3 separate regions of the Homo sapiens genome follow, and regions 1 and 3 are each linked to region 2. Evidence: chromatin loops called from intact Hi-C (ENCODE). Cell type or tissue: heart left ventricle. All regions are shown on one strand. Links, peaks and the distances in the headings refer to the core of each region. The heading gives the core; the rest is flanking DNA.

The links. Peaks named below come from ENCODE experiments on the same cell type or tissue, not always from the same donor. Only the 100,000 strongest peaks of a DNase experiment are listed, where the experiment ranks them.
Region 1: a loop joins it to region 2, with 4 times the contacts of the local background. A loop is called at or near these places in 65 of 110 quality-filtered maps.
Region 3: it touches region 2 in a loop (4-fold over the local background); 13 of 110 quality-filtered maps call a loop at or near these places.

The regions. Positions count from the first base shown.
Region 1 is chr4:147,101,196-147,108,607 of GRCh38, reverse strand. No RefSeq gene overlaps it. Among named protein-coding and RNA genes, the nearest start is that of TTC29, 160 kb to the right of the region's middle. In heart left ventricle, for the core only: no CTCF peak of the experiment used is centred there; no DNase peak of the experiment used is centred there; H3K27ac peaks cover 381 bases.
Region 2 is chr4:146,339,990-146,344,989 of GRCh38, reverse strand. All of the region lies in intron 5 of SLC10A7 (solute carrier family 10 member 7), which reads left to right. Among named protein-coding and RNA genes, the nearest start is that of MIR7849, 66 kb to the left of the region's middle. In heart left ventricle, for the core only: CTCF peaks have their summits at 2,195 (motif pointing left) and 4,032 (motif pointing left); no DNase peak of the experiment used is centred there.
Region 3 is chr4:146,632,823-146,640,234 of GRCh38, reverse strand. POU4F2 (POU class 4 homeobox 2) reads right to left here and starts at 1,342. Exons shown (of 2, transcript NM_004575.3): 1 at 807-1,342; 2 at 1-368. The coding sequence starts at 1,094. RefSeq lists enhancers at 662-1,243, 1,244-1,824, 1,825-2,406, 2,407-2,988, 6,634-7,134. In heart left ventricle, for the core only: no CTCF peak of the experiment used is centred there; a DNase peak (open chromatin) is centred at 3,134; H3K4me3 peaks cover 219 bases; H3K27me3 peaks cover 3,813 bases.

The DNA.
Region 1 (7,412 bases), core at 1,135-6,134, 760 kb before region 2:
AGTATGGCAACTAGCCATGCAGAGCTATCCAGCTATGTGACTCAACAAAAAGTAGAACCTTGGTGACTTTTTCAAATAGGAAAAAACCCTTGGTAATATATCAAACAAGGCATAGTGATATTCCCTCACATATGTGGTAGGTGCATTACTGGGAATTTTATATTGGTTTATACAAACTAAATGTATCGTTTATATTTAAACCATACAGAAGCACCATTAGAGTTAAGGTTCTAAGCTAAAAAAGTTATAATCAGATTTTTTGGCCTACACAAACTTGGGATGGAATGATTTTTCATTGTGGGACTGTCTCCTTCATTACACCATGTTGATAATTCTGGACCCCCATCTACTAAATACCAATAGCCCCTACCCTCTAAATCTTAACCAAAAGTAACCCCACAGCTTTCCAAAAATACCTCCTAGTGGGATATGCTACTCTCTTTAGGAATCAATGGCCCAGAGAGGCATTGAATCTCAAAGCTGATTTTCTTAACTTCTTAAACAAGCCAAAGGTTTTGAAATCCAGGCTGTGGGGAGTGAGACTGAGGAATTCCTTTTTTTTTTTTTTTAACTTTTATTTTAAGTCCAGGGGTACATATTCAGGTTTGTTATGTAGGTAAACTCATGTCGTGGGGGTTTGTTGTACAGATTATTTCCCCATCCCAGTGTTAAGCCTAGTACCCATTACTTATCTTTCCTGGTCCTCTTCCTCCTCCGACCCTCCAACCTCTGGTAGGCCCGAGTGTCTGTTGTTTCCCTCTTTGTGTCCATGTGTTCTTGTCATTTAGCTCCCACTTATAAGTGAGAACATGCGGTATTTCATTTTCGGCTCCTGCATTAGTTTTCTAAGGAAAATGGCCTCTAGCTCCATCCACGTCCCTGCAAAGGACTTGATCTCATTCTTTTTTATGGCTCCGTAGTAGTTCATGGTGTATATGTACCACATTTCCTTTATCTAATCTTTTATTGGTGGGCATTTAGGTTGATTCCATGTCTTTGCTATTGTAAATAGTGCTACAGTGAACATTCATGTGCATGTGTCTTTATGGTAGAATGATCTATATTCCTTCAGATATATACCCAGTAATGGGATTGCTGGGTCAAATGTTAGTTCAGTTTTTAGCCCTTTGAGGAATCGCCACACTGCTTTCCACAGTGGTTGAACTAATTTATCCTCCCACCAACAGTGTATAAGCATTCCTTTTTTTCCACAACCTCGCCAGCATCTGTTACTTTTTTGACTTTTTAATAATAGCCATTCTGACTGGTGTGAGATGGCATCTCATTGTTTTGATTTGCATTTCTCTAGTGATCAGTGATGTCGAACATTTTTTCATATGCTTGTTGGCCACATGTATGTCTTCTTTTGAAAAGTATCTGTTTATGTTCTTGGCCCACTTTTGAATGCAGTTGTTTGTTTTTTCTCTTGTAAGTGTATTTAAGTTCATTATAGATGCTGGATATTAGACCTTTGTCAGATGCATAGTTTGCAAATATTTTCTCCCGTTCTGTAGCTTGTCTGTTTACACTGTTGATAGTTTCTTTTGCTGTGCAGAAGCTCTTTAGTTTAATTACATCCAATTTGTCAATTTTTGCTTTTGTTGCAAAAGCTTTTGTTGTCTTTGTCATGAAATCTTTGTCCAGGATGGCACTGCCTAGGTTGTCTTTCAGGATTTTTGTTTTTTGGGGGTTTTACATATAAGGTTTAATCCATCTTGAGTTAATTTTTGTATATGGCATAAGGAAGGGCCCTAGTTTCAATCTTTTGCATATGGCTAGCCAGTTACCCCAGCACCATTTATTGAATAGGGCATTTTTTCTATTTTTGTTTTGGTTGTTTTTCTATTGCTTGTTTTTGTCAACCTTCTCAAAGATCAGATGGTTGTAGATGTGTGGCCTTATTTCTAGACTCTCTATTCTGTTACATTGGTCTAGGTACCTCTTTTTGTTCTAGTACCGTGTTGTTTTGGTTATTGTAGCCCTGTAGTATAGTTTGAAGTTGGACAGTGTGACATCTCCAGCTTTGTTCTTTTTGCTTAGGATTTCCTTGGCTATTTGGGCTCTTTTTTAGTTCCATATGAATTTTAAAGTAGTTTTTTCTAGTTCTGTGAAGAATGGTATTGGTAGTTTGACAGGAATAGCATTGCATCTATAAGTTGTTTTGGATAGTATGGCCATTTTAATGATATTGATTCTTCCTATCCATGAGCATGAAATGTTTTTCCATTTGTTTGTGTCATCTCTGATTTCTTTGAGCAGTGGTTTGTGATTCTCATTGTAGAGATCTTTCACCTGGTTGGCTGTATTCCTATGTATTTTATTATGTTTGTGGCAATTGTGAATGGAATTGCATTCCGGATTTGGCTCTCAGCTTAGCTATTGTTGGTGTATAGGGATGTTAGTGACTTTTGTATTTTGATTTTGTATCCTGAGACTTTGCTGAAGTTGTTTATCAGCTGAAGGAGCCTTTGGGCCAGGGCTATGGGGTTTTCTAGATATAGAATCATGTCATCTGTAAACAACAATAGTTTGACTTCCTCTCTTCCTATTTGGATGTCCTTTATTTCTTTCTCTCGCCTTACTGCTCTGGCCAGGACTTCCAATACTATGTTGAATAGGAGTGGTGAGAGAGAGCATTCTTGTCTTGTGCTGATTTTCAAGGGGAATGCTTCTAGCTTGCTCATTCAGTATGATGTTGGCTGTAGGTTTGTCATAGATGGTTTTTATTATTTTGAGGTATGTTACTTCAATACCTAGTTTGTTGAGAGTTTTTATCATAAAGGGTGTTGAATTTTATCAAAAGCCTTTTCTGCATCTATTAAGATAATTATGTGGTTTTTGTCTTTAGTTCTGTTTATGTGATGAATCACATTTATTGATTTGCATAATCCCTGCATCTCAGGGATAAAGCCTACTTGATCATGGTGGATTAGTTTTTCTATGTGATTCTAGATTCAGTGTGCCAGTATTTTGTTGAGGATTTTTGCATTGATGTTCATCAAGGATATTGGCCTGAAGCTTTCTTTATTTGTTGTGTCTCTGCCAGGTGAGGTATTTCTAATAACCAAGATTCTTTGAAATTTCAAGAGGAAAGACTGGCAGTTTGTGGAGTTTACCTAAGGGAATCCTTGCCTAACTCTCCCCCTACCAGGAGAATGTTAGAAGGAGAGAAAAATGAGAGAGGCTGGGTGAGACATACATGTCCCCATTTTTCCTCTTTCTGGTCAGGAGCCAAGGGAGGAGAGGTGTTGGGTCGAAGGATGAGAAAAATTTGCCCAGTTTGGAACCCTGTAAGGAGCTTCTGTATAGAGTGACCACCTCAACATGGGATGGTGGAGGGGGCAGGATGGTCGCAGCTGAGCACTGAGTAGCAGAACAGGATTGAGCAGAAGAAGGGCCAGGTTTAGCTTTCCCAGGTATTTTTGACACCTCTGGGATGTGAATGGAACTCAAACAAGCCCACAGGCCTCCAAGGAGAGCCAGTAAATGGGCCAGGGATCTGTAAAAGGAGAAGGGTAAGGGATGCCCTCACAGCTGAGTGCACAGCCTAGGCCAAGGGCAGAGGGAAGAGGAGGGGCAGACTCTGACAGGCTGCAGCACTTCCTCATGGCAAACCCAAGCCTGGAACATGAGGAGGCTCCACAGAATCCCACACATGAAGCCAGGAAACGCAGCAGCCTTTCAGTAACAGATGTCAGCAGGAAGCCCAGAGATGGACTCGTCACAATTTAGTGTTTAAATCCAGCCTGAACAAGTCACTGTGCCTAAGGGGCCAATGAGGGTCCAGAGGATACCTCTTGTCTCCTCTGTCACCATCTGATCATATAAGCCACACTCTTTGCTGATAAAGCCAGAGATGATCTAGAGTGACATTTAAGAGACTGAACTTGACCTCATTCATGACCTCAGAGATGGAGCATTTACCAAAGGGATATTTTAAATTATTGAGTCAGACTATATTAAGTTTTTTTCCCTTTCATTATCCATCAGGTAGAGGCTTATGAGAAAGATAGACTCAATTATAAGGAGGAAGTGGAAATCTGTACTTTCTTTACACATATTTATAGTGTGAATAAATTTGTGATTTTCTATGCTATTATTAACCAAGGGTTTACACCCAGGATCTAGACATGACACGCTGGTAGTGCTTTTTGATGAGAGATGGTTTTGACATTACATATTATAGTGGCTTCATTCACAATGTCAAGCCTAACTCACACTTGTGTTTGGCATTTATCTCATTAACAAACAAAATTAGCCCAGTAATTTTCACTGGCAAATTAAGAGACCATGGGACTTTTGTAGGAAAACAGGGTGTCAATTTTAAAATATTACTTTTAGGTAAGTTGCACTTGAATCTCATAAAATTTACCTTTCGCCCTGATTTGATATGATCAAATAATATTTGGTTATTTGATAGTATTAATACATGGCAATTTTTAAAACATCGCTCCTAACCAGTTTTAGAATTTCCTCTCACTCATCTTTTAAGGAAAATAGTTCTGTGATTTGTTCATGGCCAATGTTAAAGGGTCAGGTAGCACTATAGATTAAGGGAGGCAGAAAATTTACAGAGAAAAAACTATTTCCATTGTTATGAATTTAATGTTGGAAAAAACAATTTCCATAGTTATGAATTCAATGTAGCTCCGCGCCCCCCACCCACCAAATCAAATGCCTATGGCTCACACGGTTTTCACGTGTGTTCTACATTTCTCGTTGAGTCACAGACGGGAGCAGTGAACCCTGAGGAAACTCAGTACACATTCTAAGGACAGTCACGCCAGAAGCTTGCCTCCCCAGGCTTCATGCAGCCCCAGTGAGTCAGGCAGAACTTTCCCAGCAAAGCAGCCTGTGTGTCACAGTGGACCAAGGCGAGCTCCTGCTGTTATAAATAGATTCTTAGTGGGACTGGGAAGGGCATGGAGACACCAGAAAATATAGCAGTTCTGGGTGGGGTGGCAGACTGAGGACAGAAAGTGGTAACAGACTATGATGCAAGTTAAATTGATGCCAGAACCTAGGCTTCTGCTATTAACAGTGTTTCCTTTCTCAGAAGGGACTAACTGGGCAGTTCTTTGGCTCCAACTGACTTCTACCCCCCTTGCTAAATCATTTGATTTCTGCTGGCTCGCACCCTCTTTGCTTCTTCCTGGCAAGCTCTTGGGCTGATTTCCAATCGCTTCCCCTTGTGGGTACCCTTTTCCAGGGTTACTTGAGGTCGTGCAGTTGTTTTGTTTCTTCACAGACTTTTAGGCAAAGTTATTCCACATGGCTCTTTAAAGGCCACCCAAACTACAAATTTCTTAAAAATATATGTGCATATACATGGGGAAAAATCATAAATTTGAGTAAAAATGTTCATTATAAAACAAAGCTAAAAAAAAAAAGCCAGTGGCCCCCACACCAAATCTGAATAGACTACATGGTCCAAATTTTGTATTATAACCTTATAGGAATAGATTATGTTTACATTACTATACAAATGCATAGACAAAACTACAATAGCAATATAAAACCTGGAAGGAAATATAAGAAAATATTTATAGGAATCTACCTCATGTAGTACAATTATAAATTATTTTTATGGTTTTCATTATAATTTTCTTCACTTTCAAATTTCTATAATGGTATATATAAGTTTTATAGTAAAAACTATTTAAAAACCACCAGTTGTTTTTTTTTGTTTCCATTTTTACATCAGCTAGTACATACAGTTTTCTAAAACAGCAATAGCTGTGTGCAGCTGGTGGTATATGGTGGGTGGGGTGGGTGTAATATAGGAAGAGGAATGTAGAAAAGAACAGTATGTTCAGAAGAAATGAATTGAGGCTCTTGCTTTAGACATAAAGTATTTTACACAAATTGCCCAAGACTTCTCATTTACAGTCGGTCACAAGCTATAGTGAATATTGGCTGGGTTTTGGCAATGCTGAATGCAATTTTGCCTTTCTTTTCTTTCCTTTTCTTTCTTTTCTTTTCTTTCTTTCTTTTTCTTTTCTTTTTTTTTCTTTTTTTCTTTTTCTTTTTTTTTTTTTGAGATAGAGTGTCGCTCTGTCACCCAGGCTGGAGTGCAATGGCACGATCTCGGCTCACCACAACTTCTGCCTCCCGGGTTCAAGTGATTCTCCTGCCTGAGCCTCCTAAGTAGCTAGGATTACAGGTGTCCACCACCACACCTGGCTAATTTTTTTATTTTTAGTAGAGATGGGGTTTCGTCATGTTGGCCAGGCTGGTCTCAAACTCCTGACCTCAAGTGATCTGCCCTCCTCGGCCTCCCAAAGTGCTGGGATTACAGCCGTGAGCCACTGAGCCTGGCCAATTTTGCCTTTCTAACAACAATTTTCTTTTCAGAAATTAGTTCTCACCCAGTCTAGTTTAACTGTTATCAGGAGCCCCATACTTACTTAGACTGGGGACAGATACACAACCCAAGTCTAGTTATTGAAATGTTCTTTTTGCTGTGAATTTGAACTATGAATAGAGAGACAAAAGAACTGAAAAACTGATTGTAACTCCATTAGGTCCTGGCAGCACCTTGTCATTCCCGCTACCTTGTCCAGGGCCTGCCTTGCTATGTGCCTGTTCCCAAGTCTAACTAAATTCCCTGCTGCTTAAGTTAATCAGAATCAGTTTCTTTTGCTCATGCCTGTGTCATACAGTTATTTTTACAGCTTGACTGGGGCATCTCCATGCTGACCTCCATGAATGCCTGGATGCTTTGCTTTGACACTTGGCCAATTTAAGGTCAGTGGGCTAACTAACCAACTAATCAGTGATTTGCAATGCACTGTTTACAGTCCAGAAGTCCCCTGGCGAAACCCAGGGCCAGAATGTTTGTTGATAGCTTTCACCTGGTGTGACCAGTTGCCTGTCTTGGCTAACAAAGGGGTGAGGGGTTTGGGGAGACTGCTGTCTAGAGGTTTTGAGAAGCCAAGTTCATATCACAAGTCTTGGTTATTTAATCTGGAGAGCAAGCACCTCCTCACACAAATCAGAAGAAACACAGTGCCTGGAGATGTCTCAGATTCCCAGTGCTTGAGTGCCATCTCTTTCTCTTGGTATACCTGAGCTTTTACCTTTATTTGAAGTCTTAGGTGAGTGTGCTTTGTGAAATTTCCTGAGCCCTTTCAGATAACTTAATCTGAGTAATCTTTTTGGGACCCTAACTGACACAGAAGTAAATAGCAGATACAGAGTGACAGAAAACCCTCAGTGATGAAAAGGTCTAAGACAGCGAGTAGGTAGAGGCACGATTTAAGGTGGAGAGAGGGGCTTGGCTAGCTAGGCAGTCTTTTTAAAAACAGTTTTTTTAAATGTTTATTTCTTCAGAGACAGGATCTTGCTCTGCTCTGTTGCCCAGGTTGGAGTGCAGTGGTGCCATCATAGCCCACTGCAGCCTCAAACTCTTG
Region 2 (5,000 bases), core at 1-5,000:
TTCTCCAACTTTTCGAACTCCTTTACAGTCTTAAAATTTGCTGACGACCAGAGAGAACAGTTGTTTATATGGGTGATATTTATCTATTGATCACATTTGAAATTAAAGCTGGAAAATTATTAATTCATTTAAAAATAATAACTTCATCATATGTAAATTTGCACATTTTTATGAAATATCACTATATTTTCCCAAACAAAAACTAGTGGGAAGAGTACTATTGTTTTGCATTTTGCAAATCTCTTTAATGCCTGGCTTAACATAAAACTGTTGGTGTATCAAATCTCTTTTGATATCACATGTCATGTAGCCTCTGGAAAACTCCACTATATAACTGCAAGAGAATGAGAGTAAAAAGGCAAATAATGTGTTAGTAATATAATGAAAGTAGTTTTTGTCTCACCGAGCCCTCCAAAAGGTCTTAGGAACCCGTAGGTCCCCAGGCCACACCGTGAAAACTACTACTTCAAAAGAAAACATGCAATTTTAAAATAGATGCTTATTAAGCCAAAAAGACTATCATCCAAGATGGCATTTCAGGTAGTCTACAAGTGAAATGAAAAGAATTCAGGCAGCGTGGCTCTAACCTAGTTCTGCTTTTCACCGCTTCTTCCGTGTATCTGTTTGAACCAATTAAACCCTCTAAAAATTCCAAATGATTTGTAGTGTTGGTAGAGATTCCTGTGAGTGTTTAGACAACATTGAAAATTCTTGAAACGTGATATTTTTGCATTGGTTACTGGTGTAAGGCATAGTCTCCATTCAAAGTAAACTGTGATTTCTGCATAGCTTCCCGTGAGCATCCGGTCACTTCATTTTCTGTAACAAAGACCCACTTAGATACTGCAACTTAACTGTGTTTATCTTTCAAGAACTGATTTGTGAGGTGAAGCTAAAGTAATGGGAGATTGTTAATCTCTGTGGTCTCTTCCGGGTCAGAAATGACATGATTTTATCTTATTTTCTTATGTAGCACACAAACGCTTTCTGAGGGCAGCTAAAAACATTTGGAATGATGCATCATTTAAAAATGAGTTTTGCTTCTCTGATTGACAGACTCGAAGAACAACATTCCTTTAGATGAGTTTTGTTGAATTTGTTTAAAAAATTCCTTTAGATGAGTTTTGTTGAATTTGTTAAAAATTCATTTTCATTCTTACCTTGTACCTGTAATATTAAGTTCCACCATCACTACTAGTGGGAATAAATTCTATCCTTTTTTTATTGATGTTAAACATATATTTCTATCAATTCAATATTAAGTACTTTATTATTGTACTTCACAATCATGAAAGTGCCTGCAGGGAAGAGGAAGACCATGCCCATAAAAAGACTACTAAATCTGTACTTCTCTTTAAATCAGTAGCTCATCATGGACGAGTAATGCTCTTGACCACTAGTTTATCTCCCACATCATTAATATTTTCTGTTCTTTAAGGAAGGACATACATAAGTGATTAAACATTGTAGAAGGACAATTGAGAAGCATTTACACTCCTTCATTTGAACTGAAATTTGTAGGTTATCTTTGAGATGTGTCACTCATAGATAAATGGTTAGGAACATGTTGGACTTAAGAGGTCACAGATGAGTGGCCCACAGGCCACATGCAGACCACAGATGTGCTTTCTATATTCTGGGTTTCCTAAGTTGCCCTCACTTCCTATTATTTTACTTGTGGCCCAATCTGCACATTCACCTTGCCAGTCTGGTGGCTGTCAGTATTTGAATTAGTAGCTCTATAGCAAGCAGTCATGTCTGGGGAAAATAGAAAAACAGAACCCAAGAAGATTACAGTACTGTGTTGTAAGAAATCACCTAATAGAAAATTGTTTGACAAGGATGTATAATTATTCATCTTTTAAATTCTTGGTCATATGAAAAAATAACTTTAAAGGTAAATGAAAATAATAGTTGATTGACAAGCATGCCTCAAAAATGACATTTATTATATAAAGATTTTTTAATAGCTTAACACAGGAGTTAGGGTATGAGATTATGAAACGGGGTTGTATCTTCCTCAAAGAGGTCATCCATCAAAACTTTGCTTTTTCATTATATTACTCTTCTTATTTATGTGCATTGTTTTATCTATAAAAAATATTTAATGTATATTTAAATATATAGAATCAACCACACAACTAATTTGTCAAATGCATACCTTTGCAGTGTTAGTTTATCTGGAAGGTCCCACAGCACCACCTAGTGCCCTGTATTTTATTTTGCATAATATTTTTATAAATTTAAGAATTCTTATCACATTTGAATATCAAATATGGCCCTGAAGCAAATATATGGTTTAAGTAGTATTATAAATAGAATGCTCTAAAGTAATTATTGCATGCTTTATTGAAAAATTTAAGTGAAACTCTAAAAAATGATGATTGTAAATTTTAATAATAGTACTATTATTAAAATTTACTGGTAAAAAAATTCACTAGTATTTCTAATTCACATATAAAGACATTCTTAAAAGATTGTTACGTTGTGTGTGATCTAATAGAACTATTGGTAAGGTTTTTGTCCAAAACAGATATTTATTTCTTCTTATTTTTTTCTTGTATTTGCTGTTCTCTAATAAATTAAAAGTAATTTTTTAGGCTTCCTCTTGGAGGTCATGATTTCTAAGTCTTTATACTTTTAACACTATCTACAACAGCTCTTATAAATTTCAGATAAAACTGTATAATCACTTTTTAAACTAGAATTGTGAGATATTTAGAGATAGATAAAATACTTCTACATTAAAAAATAAAATCAGTCAAATAAAAGAATGAGGTGTGCTTATATATTCTTTTATGGAAAGAGCTCCAGGAAATATAGAGAAGTGGGAAAAGATAAAGCTATGTACAGAATACTGTGTATAGTATGATTATCTTAAGAAAACTGTATAAATTTGAATAAGTTAAGAACGCTAGGCTAGATGGATGAGTAGGTGGGTAGAGGAATGGGTGGATACTGTTTTTTTTCTGTAAGGAATTACAAGAAATTGCTAATGTTTCTGAGTTGAGAGGGAGCTAGAAATTTTCAATTTTTCTTTGTACTTTTCTATACAACTAAAAATTTTCTAATGAGATTCATGTATAACTTTGTTTAAGGCCGACAAGGGTTATTTGTGTTTTAAGATTATGAACCATTTCATTGTTCCTTATAATATTTTCTGTATTAAAAACAAAGCCAAATTTTTAAATAAAAAACTAGTGTTATAAGGTTAGCATCCATCTCATAGATTTGTCTTTTTAGAAGGCTTTACCATACATTACTTTTTAATAGAACATGTAAGCCCCAAGAAGGCAGAGAACTTTTGTCACACTGTATCCTTGACTTCTGGAATTGTATCTGGCACATAATAAGTGCTCAGTAAATTAGCATTGAATGAATGAATGAGGACATATTATATTGTGTCCAACTACTATATAGAATACTATGTAATAATGAGATGTATTATGGTGAAATTTTATCCTATTTATGTATAAACATATGTGTGCATGGTTACATTCTTATGTCTGATGTTATTAAAACACTAACACTGATTCAAGTTAGTTCAAAATACAGAATATCAAAAACTCTAAATTATACTTTCAAATGTTTGTGTATGGCCATTTTTGGTTTTGGGGGGGTTTGGTTTTGCCTATTCTTAATAAAATATTTTATGCAACATATTAGCTATATTTGGAACTCAGTTATATTGAAATTCAATCCAAATGGTTACTAAAGAACAATACTGTGATCATTTCCCTCTTTTATTTAAATTCCTGATAATTCTATCTTAGTGACCTAATGGTTGCTACTTTTAAAGTTCCTGCAATTATACTTATATTAATCATAAAATGCTAATTACTCATTACATATATTCAATTCCTAACTACTAATTTAAAATTCCATGACATTTTATAAGCTACTGTTAGTGAAAATCCATTCATAAGCATAAGTTATATTGTTTTATTTTAAACATGCAGTGATTCATACTAATGTGCTGTGCATAGATTTTTTTTTAAACTGTCAAAGTGTGTAGAAGTTGCCCTCTACTGGGGAACTAGAAAAATTATGTTAACATAGATTTTCAATTTCCTTAAAGACTTAGGTAAATCCATTGATGTGATTTACCAGATGATTGCTTCTTGCTCTCTGGCACTTTTAAATTCTGAAGATATTGAAATGATTAGCAGAAGATATTTAAAAATAAATGTCTGATATGAATATATGTACATCCATTTCTAATATAAAGTCTTGGCTATTTCTTATTAAAAATTCCTTAGTAACAACACCCAATGGCTAAGGTCTAGAAGTAATTTTATTGGGATAAGTCTCTACTGAAACATTAAGGAAAATTAGCTGTATATACCTATGTAACTAAAAATGACTCAGTACTGTTTTTAATAATTCACCATAGAAATGTCCAGGTTAAAAGTCTAAAAGTCTAATCACTCTCTCTCTCTCTCTCTCTCTCTCTCCATATATATATATACACACACACACATATATATGTATATGTGTATATATATATTTTGTTTTTTGTTTTGTGCTAGAGCCTTTGCATTTTTGCTAGAGCCTGGGTCTTTGTTTTTTACTAGAGCCTGCATTTGCTAGAGCCTGGGTCATAAGGTGAAATTTGATTATGGCGAAGTGATTTGCTTGTTCTATTAGTTGTTGAACTTTTTATACCAAAAAAAGTCCATTGACCAGTTCTTATAAACTGATAAGACAGTCTTCTTCCTTTTGCTATTATTGCCTTTCCTTCTGCCCTTGAGAGTTCCATCAGGCTTTGGAGAGCACTGCCTTAGAGAGATTCAGAGTCTAGGATGCATCTCTAGGTTGTTAAGACCCCAATCACACATATATGTTTTTCTTCTCCTACCCCCTGATATTTAATAAAAATAAACATATTATTAAGGAGAAACCTGTTTAAAATTGGTGTCATTGGTGAGAGGTAGATAGGGAAAGAAGCAACTACTGATATTTAATAAAAATAAACATGTTATCACACACCGGGACCTGTC
Region 3 (7,412 bases), core at 1,114-6,113, 290 kb before region 2:
GCGTGAGCCGGCGTGGACACCACAGCGCCGTCGGGGCCCGCCATAGCGCCCAGGGCCAGCCCGGGACTCAGGTGCTCCAGCAGCTCGCCCTCCAGCGCCTGGTGCGGTTGGTGGTGGTGGTGGTGGTGATGGTGGTGGTGGTGGTGCGTGCCCGCCAACGCGGAAGGGTGCGAGATGGGCACCGATGAAGAAGAGGCGGCCGACGTGCACGGGATGGTATTCATAGTGTGGTAGGTGGCGTCCGGTTTGAAGGGGCTGTGGTGGGGTGGATGGTGGTGGTGGCTCTTGCTCTGGGAGACGATGTCCACGGCTGCCAGAGCCTCGGCGCGGGCCAGCAGACTCTCATCCAGCCCGCCGAATATATTGCTCTGCAATTGTAAGTAGAAGGCACACATTACGCTCAGCAGGGAATTGTACGCCCTCTCTCCGGAAGCCCCGGCCCAGGGCTCGACACCGTCGCCGCGCCTACAACATTCCCAGATCGTTAAAATAATAATAATAATAATCCTGAAAACAGAGGTGAAGAGAAAAAGAGGGAAGCCACAGAAAGAAGCCGAGAGTGCAGGAGGAGGAGGAAAGTGAGCCTGTAGACACAACGAAACACAACACAACACGCGCACAGGCAACATCCCAGGTCATAAAAATTAATATGAAAGGCAAGACCTGCTGAATACTTAAGAGAGAGAGAGGGGAAAATTGGTTGGAGGTGTGGGGTGATTTGCTGTGCAGACATGAAAAAAACATCAAGCAGATAAAGGGGGCTGTCAAAATGTGCCTTTAAGCGGTGATTATGCAGAAATACGCACCGGTGGGGTTGGAAGACAGGCTCTCCGCATAGCCTCCGAGCCCCCGCCGCCGCTGCTGCCACTGCTGCTGGAGCTGCTGCTTCGGCCTCCGCCGCCGCCGCCGCCGCCGCCGCCGCCGCCGCCACCACCAGCGTTGCTCGAGCTGCTGGGGGAGCTGGCCGAGGGCGCGATGGGAGCCGAGGAGCCCGGCGAGGTGCTGTGCAGTGCCGAGTACTTGGGCTCCACGTGCAGGCTGCCGCCGTGCGGCATGCTAAACGCCTGCTTGCTGTTCAGGGACATCATCATCATCTTCCCGCCCGCCGGGGCGCTGGTCCGTAGAGGCACTCACTGGTCCCGGCTGCCGGGACCCTCCGAGAAGTGCCGGGCCAGCCGGGGCTGGAGCTGGGAAGGGCTGTGCGAAGTTGAGCTCACCCGCCGCCGCCTCCGGACTCTGTACGCCTGATCTCGGCTACGCGCTCCTTCGCCGCCTCTGCTGTCAGTCTGAACGGATGCCTGACTCCGCTTGCCGCTAGCTGCAGACCTCGGCACCCGAAACTGCCCCCGCTCCTCGCGGCCGGCGAGTTATACTCCCCTCTCCCCGCGCCTACCCCCGCGCCCCCCGCCCTCCCTCTCTCCCTCTCTCCCGCGCGCCTCCGCCCTCCCTTGCCAGGAAACGCCGGCTCCTGTTCGGTTTCTCGCGTTGCCCCTTCTTCCTCTCTACTCCCCTCAGGCTTGAGTCCTTTCTGCTCTCTCAGCACTCGCCTCGCGCTCCCCCACCGCGCCCTCCGCCGCCTCTTTTCTGCCCCCGCCCGTGCTCTGTTGCCGCCGCCCCTTCGCAGCGTCCCGCGGCTGCTACTCACAATCGCGCCCCCACTCAACCCCACCCAAATGGCCAGGTCCGCGCTCCAGTCGCCGGGCAGTGCCTACCTAAGGACCAGCCTCCAGCCCCTCCCGCTTCTTCTGCCGGGTCTCTGTCTCACCGGAAAAAGAAACTCCCAAATAAAGTTGCGGCCCAAGCCAGCGTTGGGTAGGTAAGAGTGCCTCTTACCTGGCTGCCACCTCCTACGCCTCCTGCTTACCACTAAGTTCCAGGCTTCCAACCCCACTCGGCCCGCCCCCACCCCGTCAGCTCAGGTGACCCTGATCCCAGGTTCCCGGCCACCGCTGAGAACACAGACGTTGCGGCCAACCCGGGTTCTGCGCGCGGCTCTGAACTCCCAGCCCAATACGAGCGGAGGTCGGCGTTCGGCTACGAGCCCCCCACGGCCCGGCGGGTGCCTGGTGCCAAAGAGACATGGGGTCGGAGGGGCTGCAGGGCTTTCTCTCACTCGATTTCTCGCAGCTCTCAGCGGATTGGACAGCCGCGGAGCAGGCTCGGGTCGTCTGTGCGCATGCGACTCCTCCCCCTCCCCGCTGTCCCCACCCCTCCCACAACACACACACACATACACACAGGCACACACACACGCTCCTCTTGCCCCCCTTTTCTCTTCCTCCTCCTCCCTGTATCCAGTACAGTTCGAGTTGAGTCTTGGAAGGATCCACTGGCAAACCCTGCCCCTGGATTTATTATTCTTCATTAGCCACAATCAAAGGAAGAAGGGGCAACTGACAGGGAGAGGGAAGGTCAGAAATTACACAGCGCATATGCTGCTGAATACACCCCACAACACAGACACACACACACACACCCTCGGGGGCTGGCACAAACCTCACTTATCTTCATTTCCACAGCCTCTCGGTGCGGAGCCTATTTTTAGCTGACACTTCACTCCCACTTCTGTCCCAGTCCCAGTGCAGACCACTTTTCCTAGAGATGGACACACACTCTTGGTTCCAGTTGCAAAAGGAGATAATCTCTTTCTATCTATCTCTCTCTCTCTGTCACACACACACACACACACACACACACACACACACACTACTTCCTCTCCTTCTGGATCCCATTTTCTCTATACTTCCCGCGGTGTTGGGGGCTGCTGTCACCTCCCTAGAGAGCGGAAGGAGCAGGGTGCAGGCGAGGGTGAGAAGGCCCCGGGACCCCGACGCAGGAACCCGCGGGTGGCCCAATCCGGACGGGGGTTGACCGGGAGCAGGTGCAGGCACTGGGCGCCTGGGGAAGGCGAGCAGGTGCGAGAGCAGGCGGCAGGCCTGAGAGGCGCTGGCGCGCGCTGGGACAAAAACAGAGTGGGAAGGAGAGTGGAAAAGGGGAACCCTCGGGTGGTCAGCTCCCGGAAGCGGCGGTGGAGAGTAGGGGACCGCCTGTCCACCCCTGACCTCAGCCGGGCGGAATAGCGGTTTCAAGATGGGACCGCTGTCCTCAGGAGCCGCCAGAGTGCTGGGGAAGGCGGCAGCAACGAGCGCGCGACGGGCTCTGTCCATGGTCCTTAACCCCCTTCTGCTTTCCCTGGATCCTCTCGGGCTTCCCTTTCTCTTCCCCTGTGTGGAGGAAAATAATAAATAGTAGCCGAAGGGAACTCCTAGCAGCAGTGTTGCCGGGTGTGAGCTCAGCGAAACCTGGACATGGGGTAGGGAAAGGGGAGTGTTCACGTGAATGAATGTGGCTTGTGCCGGACGGTTCAAGTAAGTGCTTAGGTGTTTAATTTCTACCTCAACAACAGCCAGAGTAATTTTCAAGGAAACAAAAAAAAAATGACATTGTACAGCTCTGTCTCAAGCTTCAAGAAATGAAATAAATCAAAGTTAAAAGCTTGAGTATCATTTAATTATAGTGCGAATAGCGCTTTGAAAGAAGTAGAACAACATCTCTAAACAAATTATGACTGGGCCAGGAAGGAATTATTAGATTGAAATTTCATTTAGGCTCGGGAGACACCGCGCTTCACTGTGTAATCTGCTATGCCTCATCTGATTTGTATGCTTAATTCAGCTTGACGAATTTATTAGTTTTCATAATAGTGAAAAAATTGAGCAGTACTATGAGCTAATGCATTGTGTGTACTATAAATTGTATGTCATCGTGGAAAGGCTGAAGTCTATAGAAATCTTTTATTAATGTCGGTATAGGAGGGAGGATTTCCTGCAAGCCGTGAAGAGGTTCATGCCAAACTCTATCGGCACTATGTCTCACTGGTCCATTAACATATCGTCATACTAATTAGACTACTTCATCAGTGATATAATTTCAAACTTCAAATTATGTTCTAATTAACAAGGGTTGTCCAATTTGCTTAATCTTCAAAAGGCTTTGGATGGTCTAATTAGTATTAACTGTTGAGCATCTTTAAAGCCTAATAAAAAAATCCATAAAAATATTTTGGGTGTATTTTCTATCCGTACTGGGTAAAGGCCAAAGGGCCAAAGTGAGAGTGAAGATGGAAAATAACCGGAAGACAAATGTCCTCTTCTTTCTAATTCCCCCAGATTATTATAGCAAGTTAATCACATGAGAAACTTTTGGGTATTGCCACTCCTAAATAGTGTGTTTATGTGTTTAAATAAAGGCACAAGAATATCAAGGAGAAAAGCCACATGGGGAAAAAATTCTTCTCTTTCATTAGGTGCCTAATTAGATGTAAAGTAAAAAGTAACCCTGAGGAGTTTCCCGAGCATTATTGTGGCAACAGTCTGCTGAACTTGAATTGAAAATCAAATATTTGGGGTGTTTTGAACCTCCCTCTGTCCCCTCCCCCTTCATTGAGCTTAATTACTTGCAATAGTTGTTTTAATGTATGTTGTCACCTGGGAGTATTGAGAAATGCATATCGTTAATATGAATTAATCTTGATTTTAATAGTAACTGACAACTGATCTCCAAAATGCTAAACACTTGTCACCACTTCATATGGTAAATACGGTACTATAATAAATTCATGAAATAGAGAGGGACACTGTTGAAATGACTGGACAAACTTTGTTTGATATGGAATTTATTGACCAAAACTATTTTAAGCAAGAAAACTCCCATGAGAATATTTTCCTGATAACTGAAATTCATATATCATCAAAAAAAATTTAACATAACTTTTTTATCTCTCTGATATTTCTCAGTGATATCCCTAATTCCAGACAAGAAAAAAAGGAAGGCTGTGTTTTCAAATTATCAATTTGAAGTAAATTAATGTGGTTGTAGAGCAATTCAAGAGTTTATTTACCTGTATTTCCTTCCTCCTAGAAAACACATACATTTTTAAAAAGTCAAGTCATAGAGTTAGGCTTCTCCATTCCCCACTCAAAGTGAAAAATGAATAGTGATTGTGTTGCATTAGAGGGAAAAAGCAATTGTTCCTTCATCAACCAGGACTTGAAATCTTGCAGTCTCTCCTTTCAGGAGTGTCCAGAATACCAACATCGTTGCGGTGATATCAACAAAACCCATTTCGGTTTTGCCCACAGGCATTGCTGCAAAGTGCTCCAGCGAGTGTGGAAGCCTCTCTCCAAGGAAGAAAACCTCCAGCCCCGCAGTTATCAGGAGCCATCTAAACAATTAGAAAGTTGGCAATAAACCCAAGGGGTGGAGGCAAATGACCCAAAATTTGAAACCTGCTTCCTACGACCTCAACATACCTATGCCCAAGCCGCTATTCACACTTGTGCATCTACACACCTACAGACCTACCTAGCAAAAAGAAAATAAACATTTTATTTTTTAAGCAGCAAGATGGAAAATGGATCAACTCTGTGACTTCAGGAGGCGCTCCTTTCTTCTCGCCAAGCCTCTTTGTTTGACAATAGCTTCTGTCCAGTCCTCTGGCAGATGCAGACAGATGTGAGCAGCCCCCCTCACTATCCCCCACCCCTGGGTGAGGAGGAGTAGCTGGAGATTCCCCTCAGGCTTCTGGGCAAAGGGTCCCCGCAGTAGGCGTCCCCCACCCGAAAATCAGCCCGCCCCTGAAGCAATCCCAAGGGGAGAAATCTCTGTCTCCTCCTTGTATCTGGGTCCTAATTTACTATTAAAATTTTAAGTAGTGCATTCATATTTTACCGGACCTAATGTCTTTTATTAAATTTTAATCTATTAAGGGCAGGGTGATTTCTTTGTATTTCAAACAGAATTGAATTGGACTACAAGGAGGATTTCTGAAAAGACAGATCTGGCCCTATTCGCTCACCATTTCGATCTCAGGGAGAGAGTGATTGGTGGAAGAAAGAGGGAAAGGAGGGATTCCCCCATCTGTTTTTGTACGGATTTCAAAATCAGCCAATCTGCTTCAGATTCTGAATAGAAGATGAACACCCTGAGCTCTCTCTGGACTCGTGGCTTGAGACAGAAGAGTTTGGGTGGCGGGGTGGCATAGATTAAACTCTTCCGTGGCCTCTACTGTTACAGGGAGGAAAAAGAAGACACAAGAGGGATTATTCCTGAAACAAACTTCTGGAAGCTCCCAGGGATGTAGTTGCAGAGCAAAGTTCAGGTGAAGGAGGGCGCTTGGGGGCTTGAGTATTGAGATAGGGGTTTATGTTTGAGGAATGATGGGTGGGTTTTGTTCAAACATCTTTTCTCTTCTGAGTATGTCAACTACTATCCTGTCACTGGCTCCCCTTGAGCCCCAAGCTCCCCTCTCCTGCTTTAAATGAGTCGCTCTCTCGCCCAGAGATTCCAGGCACCCCATATGCCCGAGGGTAACCGCCTCCTTTCAGTGCCTTTCCGGCTCTCACTCCTAACCTTCCAATGCAAGTAGTCAGCGAGTGTCACCAGAAATCTCTGCATCCAGTAGTTCCCAGGCCCTTCTAGAAAGAAATACAGACTCACAACCTCTTTCGCTCCCATCAAAACCAAGTAGAATTCACGGAGGAAGAGGGGACAAAAGCAAAGGCTATCAGCACTCCAGAAAGCATACTCTGGAGGTTGGGAGAGACTTGGCCAAGACTAGTGGCCTGTAGTCGCAGAGCAAGCCACGTGGGGCTCTCTCTAGGTAATTCTGACCAGAGGAAAGCAGCCCGGCAGAGGACAAGACAATGAAGGGAGACAAGGCAGAAGAGAAAGCAACGGTTCCCCTTTTCCCGGTGGAGGAAAGAAAGCAGAGCTCAGTTTCAAGGAAAGTAGACTGGGAGGAGGGGGACGCAGGACGCAGCCAGCCCAGGTTGGCTGGATGCCTTAGAGGCTCCTAGACGCCCTCTCAATTCCGTCTGGTGGGTTTGCTAAGGCTGATTGTGACCAGGAACTCACATTCAGGGACAGCTGATTGGACCCACTGGCATCGACTAACCTTTGAAGCAAACACAACAGGCTCCAGGAAACTAAAATCTGCCCTGGGGAAGGACTCAACTCCTCAGCACCTAATTCTGCACTCTTCCAGAGCGCAGGGGCTCAAATTCACACATCTGTGCAGACATACACACACATGCACACACACACGCGCGCGCGCGCTGACACACGCAGGCACACAGACACACACGTGCTGACACTAACGCACACCCATTCAGAGGCGCACACGTTTATGTTTCTCCCCTCTTCTTCCCGCGCACCACTTGGGGGAGGGGGGCAGACCTCTGCGTTCTGTTCAGAAGCAGGCTCCCTGGTGTCTACTTGTCCCAACGAACTATTATTTTTCATCGCAGTGAACTTCCTTGGTCCGCGTATTTACCTCTTTTCAAAGTTAAGTCCAGTCACGAAATCAAACTTAAAGCATTGTAACAATCAATGAAGACTTTTGCAATCCATGG